Linked DNA regions of Homo sapiens: region 1 is linked to region 2. A link is a contact called in ENCODE Hi-C or POLR2A ChIA-PET data. All regions are on one chromosome and are shown on one strand. Each heading gives the region's core, a stretch centred on a gene start or an enhancer-like site at or near the end of the contact. The rest is flanking DNA. Distances are from core to core; before and after follow the strand shown.

What was found. A loop is a pair of places that touch in the nucleus more often than their neighbours do. ChIA-PET counts read pairs that join two places held with the same protein, here RNA polymerase II (POLR2A). Pooled maps may share reads with other maps.
Region 1: a loop to region 2 is called in a map of PC-3, with 5 times the contacts of the local background. The contact joins two enhancer-like sites. A Hi-C loop is called at or near these places in 32 of 168 maps with a recorded cell type or tissue (B cell, Caco-2, Calu3 and 19 more), 31 of 37 single-sample maps with no recorded cell type and 25 of 50 pooled maps. POLR2A ChIA-PET finds 5 or more read pairs at or near these places in 1 of 52 experiments (WTC11).

The regions. Positions count from the first base shown.
Region 1 is chr5:64,936,947-64,941,467 of GRCh38, forward strand. All of the region lies in intron 11 of CWC27 (CWC27 spliceosome associated cyclophilin), which reads left to right. Among named protein-coding and RNA genes, the nearest start is that of CWC27, 170 kb to the left of the region's middle. RefSeq lists enhancers at 2,850-3,393, 3,394-3,936. Within about 2 kb of position 2,950, at least 2 of the 41 ENCODE cell types and tissues checked have a DNase peak (open chromatin) inside an H3K27ac peak, as active enhancers do.
Region 2 is chr5:64,820,391-64,824,523 of GRCh38, forward strand. All of the region lies in intron 10 of CWC27 (CWC27 spliceosome associated cyclophilin), which reads left to right. Among named protein-coding and RNA genes, the nearest start is that of CWC27, 54 kb to the left of the region's middle. Within about 2 kb of position 2,066, at least 2 of the 41 ENCODE cell types and tissues checked have a DNase peak (open chromatin) inside an H3K27ac peak, as active enhancers do.

The sequences.
Region 1 (4,521 bases), core at 1,700-4,199, 120 kb after region 2:
CCCCTTTATCATTTTTTATTGTGTCTATTTGATTCTTCTCTTTTTTCTTCTTTATTAGTCTGGCTAGTGGTCTATTTTGTTGATATTTTCAAAAAAATCCAGCTCCTGGATTCATTGATTTTTTGAAGGGTTTTTTGTGTCTCTATCTCTTTCAGTTCTACTCTGATCTTAGTTATTTCTTGTCTTCTGCTAGCTTTTGAATTTGTTTGCTCTTGCTTCTCTAGTTCTTTTATTGTAATGTTATGGTGTCGATTTTAGATCTTTCCAGCTTTCTCCTGTGGGTATTTACTGCTATAAATTTCCCTCTAAACACTGCTTTAGCTGTGTCCCAGAGATTCTGGTTCATTGTGTCTTTGTTTTCATTGGTTTCAAAGAACTTATTTATTTCCACCTTAATTTTGTTATTTACCCAGTAGTCATTCAGGAGCAGATTGTTCAGTTTCCATGTAGTTGTGTGGTTTTGAGTGACTTTCTTAATCTGGAGTTCTAATTTGATTGCACTGTGCTCTGAGAGACTGTTATGATTCCTGTTCTTTTGCATTTGCTGAGGAGCATTTTAGTTCCAGTTATATGGTAAATTTTAGAATAAGTGTGATGTGGTGCTGAGAAGAATGTATATTCTGTTGATTTGGGGTGGAGGATTCTGTAGATTTCTATTAGGTCTGCTTGGTCCAGAGCTGAGTTCAAATCCTGAATATCCTTGTTAATTTTCTATCTTGTTGATCTGTCTAATATTGACAGTGAGGTGTTAAAGTCTTCCACTATTATTATGTGGGAGTCTAAATCTCTTTGTAGGTCTCTAAGAACTTGCTTTACAAATCTGGGTGCTCCTGTATTGGTTGCATGTATATTTAGGATAGTTAGCTGTTCTTATTGCATTGATCCCTTTACCATTATATAATGCCCTTCTTTGTCTTTTTTGATCTTTGTTAGTTTAAAGTCTGTTTTATCAGAGACTGGGATTGCAATCTCTGCTTTTTTTTTTTTTTTTTTTGCTTTCCATTTGCTTTGTAAATATTCCTCCATCCCTTTATTTTGAGCCTATGTGTGTCTTTGCACATGAGATGGGTCTCCTGAATACAGCACACCAATGGGTCTTGACTCTTTATCCAATTTGCCCATCTGTGTCTTTTAATTGGGGCATTTAGCCCATTTACATTTAAGGTTAATATTGTTATGTGTGAATTTGATCCTGTCATTATGATGCTAGCTGGTTATTTTGCCCATTAGTTGATGCGGTATCTTCATAGTGTCGATGGTCTTTATAATTTGGCATGTTTTTGCAGTGGCTGATACCGGTTTTTCCTTTCCATGTTTAGTGCTTCCTTCAGGAGCTCTTGTAAGGCAGGCCTGTTGGTGACAGAATCTCTCAGCATTTGCTTGTCTGTAAAGCATTTTCTTTCTCCTTCACTTATGAAGCTTAGTTTGGCTGGATATGAAATTCTGGGTTGAAAATTCTTTTCCTTAAGAATGTTGAATATTGGCCCCCACTCTCTTCTGGCTTGTAGGGTTTCTGCAGAGAAATCCACTGTTAGTCTGATGGGCTTCCCATTGTGGGTAACCTGACCTTTCTCCCTGGCTGCCCTTAACATTTTTTCCTTCATTTCATCCTTGGTGAATCTGACAATTATATGTCTTGGGGTTGTTCTTCTCAAGGAGTATCTTTGTGGTGTTCTCTGTATTTCCTGAATTTGAATGTTGGCCTGCCTTGCTAGGTTGGGGAAGTTCTCCTGGATAATATCCTGAAGAGTGTTTTCCAGCTTGGTTCCATTCTCCCCATCACTTTCAGGTACACCAGTCAAACATAGGTTTGATCTTTTCACATAGTCCCATATTTCTTGGAGGCTTTGTTCGTTCCTTTGCATTCTTTTTTCTCTAATCTTGTCTTCACGCTTTATTTCATTAAGTTGATTTTTAATCTCTGATATCCTTTCTTACGCTTGATCGGTTCTGCTATTGATACTTGTGTATGCTTCATGAAGTTCTCGTGATGTGTTTTTCAGCTCCATCAGGTCATTTAATGTCTTCTCTACACTGTTTATTCTAGTTAGCAATTCTTCTAACCTTTTTGTGAAGTTCTTAGCTTCCTTGCATTGGTTTAGAACATGCTCCTTTAGCTCAAAGGAGTTTGTTATTACCCGCCTTCTGAAGCCTACTTCTGTCAATTCATCAAACTCATTCTCCATCCAGTTTTGTTCCCTTGCTGGCGAGAAGTTGTGATCCTTTGGAGGAGAAGAGGTGTTCTGATTTTTGGAATTTTCAACCTTTTTGTGCTGGTTTTTCCTCATCTTCCTGGATTTACCTACCTTTGGTCTTTGATGTTGGTGACCTTCAGATGGGGTTGTCTTGTCGGCGTCCTTTTTGTTAATATTGATATTGATGCTATTCCTTTCTGTTTGTTAGTTTTCCTTCTGACAGTTAGGCCCCTCTGCTGCAGGTCTGCACGAATTTGTTGGAGGTCCACTCCAGATCCTGTTTGCCTAGTTATTACCAGTGGAGGCTGCAGAACAGCAAAGATTGCTGCCTGTTCCTTCTTCTGGAAGCTTCATCCCAGAGGGGAACCCGCCAGATGCCAGCTGGAGCTCTCCTGTATGAGGTTTCTGATGACCCCTGCTGGGAGGTGCCTTCAAGTCAGGAGGCACAGGTGTTAGGGACCCACTTGAGGAGGCAGTCTGTCCCTTAGCAGAGCTCGAGTGCTGTGCTGGGAGATCGCTGCTCTCTTTAGAGCCAGCAGGCAGAAACATTTAAGTCTGCTGAAGCAGCACCCACAGCCGCTTTTTCCCTCAGGTGCTCTGTCCCAGGGAGATGGGAGTTTTATCTATAATCCCCTGAATGGGACCGCTGCCTTTCTTTCAGAGATGCCTTGCCCAGAGAGGAGGAATCTGGAGAGGCAGTCTGGCTACAGCGGCTTTGCCAAGCTGCACTGGGCTCCGCCCAGTACTAACTTCTGGTCGGCTTTGTTTACACTGTGAGGGGAAAACCGCCTACTCAAGCCTCAGTAATGGTACACGTCCCTTCCCCCACCAAGCTGGGGTGTCCCAGGTCAACTTCAGACTACTGTGCTGGCAGCGAGAATTTCAAGCCGGTAAATCGTAGCTTGCTGGGCTCTGTGGGGGTGGGATCCACTGAGCTAGACCACTTATCTCCCTGACTTCAGCCCCTTTTCCAGGCATGTGAACAGTTCTGTCTCACTGGCATTCCAGGTGCCACTGGGGTATGAAAAAAAACCTCCTGCAGCTCTGTGTCTGCCCAAACAGCTACCCAGTCTTGTGCTTGAAACCCAGGGCCCTGGTGGTGTAGGCTCCAGAGGGAATCCCCTGGTCTTTGGGTTGCGAAGACTGTGGGAAAAGCTTAGTATCTGGGCTGGAGGGCACCGTTCCTCACGGCACAGTCCCTCAGGGCTTCCCTTGGCTGGGGGAGGGAGTTCTCTGACTCCTTGCACTTCCCGGTGAGGCAGCGCCCCACCCTGTTTCGGCTCACCCTCCGTGGGCTGCACCCACTGTCTAACCAGTCCCAATGAGATGAACCAGTTACCTCAGTTGGAAATGCAGAAATCACCCGCCTTCTGCATTGATCTTGCTGGGAGCTGCAGACCAGAGCTGTTCCTATTCAGCCATCTTGCCAGCTACCACCTGCACCTTAGTTTTAGTATTCACCAGTGATTTTCTACTTCCATCATTTCTTTTATATTTATAGTTTTGCATTCCACTCTAAAAAAGGGCTTTCCTTTGTTCTCCATTTATTTATTATGTCAATATAAACTCTTGGAATCTTATTTTATGAGTCACAGTCTGCTTTTACCATTATTTCTTTTGATGCTCAAAATAAATTATTTTATTTCATTTTTACTTGGCCAGTGGGAGCTCCTTGAAGCTGGCTTTTTCTTTCTTTCTTTCTTTTTTTTTTTTTTTTTTTTTTTTGAGACAGTCTTACTTTGTCGCCCCGGCTGGAGTGGAATGGCACGATCTTGGCTCACTGCACCCTCTGCCTCCTGAGTTCAAGCGATTCTCCTGCCTCAGCCTCCCAAGTAGCTGGGACTACAGGCATGTGCCACCATGCCTGGCTAATTTTTGTATTTTTGTAGAGATGGGGTTTCACCATGTTGGCCAGGCTGGTCTTGAACTCTTGACCTCAAGTGATCTGGCCCATGTTATTTTGATATGTTCCTATTATTTGAGCACTTCCTTGTTTTCTGATTTAACAAGCTGTTCTAGGTTTATATTATAGTTTATTTCCCAAGCCCAGAAATCACCCTTTTTCCTAAGGAGCTCTGGTTTCTTTAAGAGGAAAATCATATTTAGAAAATCAAGATCTGGGTGCTAGATTGCTCAATCCTATTGCTTCTAGGCTCTCTCAGTAAACAGCTAAAAGATATACTGGTAGTCTAAGTACAGTACCATACTGCAGGGCACATTTTAGTCTTTGCCCCTTTCCATATTTAACTTTGTTCTCCAATAGTGAGAATACTTGCTTCTTTGCTACTTTTTTTATTCAGGCAAATATATTATTTAAAAATTTATC
Region 2 (4,133 bases), core at 816-3,315:
ACTTTTTGTTGTTGTTGTTGTTGTTATATTTTCATTCTAATTCTTAGAACAAAAAGAAATCCTTTTACAGAGTATGATACCTTGAACTAGAAGAGCCACTTAAGTATATGTGAACCAATATCTAGAGTGTGACATACCTATTAAATCTTAAAGAAGGAAAAAAAAAGAAAAGATGGTTAAAAGATAGAGAGATAGATCAGTGGGACAGAATACAGAGTCCACAAGCAGACCTACACAAATATAGTCATCTGATTTTTTTGACAAAGGTACAAAGATAATTGGATTGAAAAATGATAGTCCTTTCAACAAATGGTACTGGAATAATTGGAGATCTATGTGCAAATAAATAAATCTTGATACATACCTTATATTTTATATAAAAATTTACTCAAAATGGATCATAGACCAAAACATAAAACTATTACACTTCTAGAAGAAAAAGAGAAAATCTGTATGAACTTGGGGTTTGACAGTGAGTTTTTAAACACAAAAAGCATGATCTGTGGACAAAAATGATGAAGTAAACTTTATCAAAAAAAAAACAAACCTTTGGTTCTGTGATAGATGCTTTTAAGGAGATTAAAAAACAAGCCACAGACTGGGAAAACAATATTTGCAAACCATATATCTGATAAAAGACTTGTATCCAGAATATATAAAGAACTCTTAAAATTCAACTATAAGAAAACAAAGCAATTTTTTTTTTTTTTTTTTTGAGAGAGTCTCACTCTGTCGCCAGGCTGGAGTACAGTGGAGCAATCTTGGCTCACTGCAACCTCCAACTCCATGGTTCAAGTGATTCTCCTGCCTCAGCCTCCCAAGTAGCTGGGATTACAGGCACGTGCCACCACACCCAGCTAATTTTTGTATTTTTAGTAGAGACGGGGTTTCACCACGTTGGCCAGGATGGTCTCAATGTCTTGACCGCATGAGCCACCATGCCCGGCCAACAAAGTAATTTTTTAAATGGTCACAAGAGCTTAACAGATATTTCCCCAAAGATAATAGATGAGGCAAATAAACGTGAAAATATGTTAATATCCTTGCTGAGATGGACTATTAAGCCAAAAAGGATTTAACATTTTCTATGTATTGTTACTTCACACTTCAGCATATAGTGAATAAGGAACTAGAGGAAAAGAAAGTTTAAGGCATATTTGTTTTTAAAACTTACCTGTTTTAATCTTCTACTGCAGGGAACATAGAGCTTACATTCTAGTACTAACCCTTAGTTTTTTGTTTTGCAGAAAATCCTGAAGCTGCTCTCTTTACCATAGGATCAGAGTGGTATTGCAAAAAGAGTAGGGGAAGAATGGTGAAGTTAGAGAGCTTTCCCACCTTTCCCTAATTGTGTTTTTAAAAGTTTAACTTATTCAGGATTACTCTCCCAGAACTTGGCAATATAGGATTTAAACACAGATATCCTTGACTTAACTGCCATATTATACCTCCGTTGAGATGAGGGTTAAGGAATGGGATATTAGAATGGTGTACCAAGGATATAGAAAGTAGGTGCAAGGGGATAGGTGAGAGTTTGATATCCTGATAACTGCAGGAACTTTTGTACACATGGTTGCATGTCTGCCGGAATTGGTAGAAAGTGTTAGAAAAATAGACTGGGGCCAGGTCATGACGGGCCTTGTATGGCGTATTTGGAAATGGACTCTGTCCTTTAGATGGTAGAAAACAATACAAAGATTTAAAGTTGGAAAGTTACATGATTAGGGTTTGTTTTTGGGAGATCACCATTGTATAATAATAACATGGAAAATAAACTGGGAGGAGCCAAGGTTAGAGATTGAGGAGACAGACATGACATGATGAAAACCTTGAAGCAGTGTTCTGTTTGATAGGTAATTTGCATCCATCAAACAGTTTTTCAGACATCTACAATATCCAAGTGGCATAAAGCTCTCAGCTGAGCCAGATAGTTAGCTGTGTGTATACAAAGAAATCTATATAAAACACAAGATTAGAGAAAGTACAGTAGCTTCATGGAACATGGAGAGATTAATTTTGAATTTATGGATTAGGAAGTCTGCATGTATGCAAGTAGCATTAATTTTAGGCCTTGAAGAAGGGGTAGAGTTTGAATAAGAGGAAATGGGTGGGGAAGGGAATTTCCAGAAGAGGAAACTGAGAAAAGTACAGGGTGTATTTGAGGAATAATCTATTGTGACCAGAGGAGAGAATATAGTTGGAAATAAAGCTGGAAAAGATAGGTTGGAACCAGATAATGATTTACCTTCCTGTATAATAAACTGTAAATACAACTCATTTTGCTTTATTTGTGTGTTATTTCAAGTGTACAGATAAACATATTAATAGATTAATTTTTTTAAAACTAGAGTAAATCAATTTGAAGGATTCAAGGCTGGATTAATATTGAATTTCTGCATTTTTGGAAAAGAGTAATATGAGTAGGAAGGTTTGTTAAGATTACTATTTTAGATTATTATTTTACTTTTTACAATTTGAAAATGAATATCAAATCACTACAGTAAATGAGGTAATGGTTTAGTGAGAAGAATGAATTTACATAGCACGATTAAAACAAATTTTATTTCTAGCACTAGGCTAGAATTTATTTGAATAACAAATGTTACTCAAATTTAATGACAACTGTGATCTATGAATATTTAGGTTCTGATGCCAGCATTGTTTGCTAGAAATGAGATCTGAGTAAACCAATTTTTCTGAATCTCCTGCTTCCTCATCAGTAAAATGCAATCAATACCTGCCCTTCCTATTTCAGTGGTGTTTTGATAAGGTCAAATGAAATGTGTACATGAGACCACTTTTAAAACGTAATGCCATTGATGGCCTGTGATTATAAAGTTGAAAGTACCATTGATACCACACAGTCCAGTTCTGTCATTTAACAACCATAGAGCAGCTCACTGTCTGATACTCTCTTCCAACCATGGCGTATTTCAAAGTAAAATTAAAAATTAATTTGTCAGGTAATTGACAATAGTTATTAAGCCTATATGGCAACCAGAGTATTATCTTTTAAGCGACTGTATTTAAAGGGTGTAGTTCCAATGAAGTAGAATTGATGAAGCCAGTCTATAGGGATAGGGAAACAAGACAAGCCTACCTACAAAATTAGTAGCTATTATCCTTCATAAGCATCCTGGTTTTCCCACCTCCTACATCCCTCTGTTGGATACAGAGAATGACTTGGCATCAGATGCAATTACTGCCTAACTCATGCTCTGTAAAACATGAGCACATGAAATTAAGAAAGTAATACATTAAAAAGTACCAAATAGTATAAACAGACTGAGCACTCTAAATACATAGGGAATCTCTGTAAAATGTTAAGTCAAGTGAAGTTAAATAGAATTTTCCTGAAGGTGCGTTTTAAGGCAGGTTTATGCTGCCAACCAGCCGGAACTCAAACTGGAGTAAGTAGGATATAAGAGTAATTTTGCTAGTGAAAGGAATGGTCTCTTTTAAGATAATATTTGCTAATTGTATTTTATAAAAATTGTTAATTATTTTTATTTCTTTTGTTTAATTTTGAATGTTTATAAAAAATGAAAGCATTATATTTGAGAACATCCTGTTTATAATAAAAACTTTATGACAACCTCATAGAACAAAAATAACGTGTCTACCAATGTGATTATAGATATGTTCACTGAAGGAAACAAATTTAAAAGATAAAGTTCTAACTTTATCTAGCTAGTGAATGCAAGTGTTTTATTTTAGAAACATAAATGTCCTTGCTGAAAACCCAATGACATTTATTGCTTAGGAAAACATCTTGCTTTATTTTTTCCATCTATGTGTTTTTTAAATATAGCACTTATAGAAACACTTCAAATCTTACTAAAGAAAACAAACATAAAATGTCACTCTTTAAAAGAAAGCATTGGTAATAAAGTCTTCCTCTTTTAATATTATTATTTTACTAGAGTATTTACAATATTAGAACTTTGTTATGCCAAGAGTTTTAAGATATAGCTTAAGAGTTTTAAGATATTGTTTTAGAAGATTTTTTTCTGTATGTTATTCATTTATGAATGGAATATTTTTATGGACTAACATTACTTGATTTTCTGCATTCAGCAAGATGGTGAATGATTAGTAAGTGGACTACTAAAGATGGTTGTGCATATTGTGAC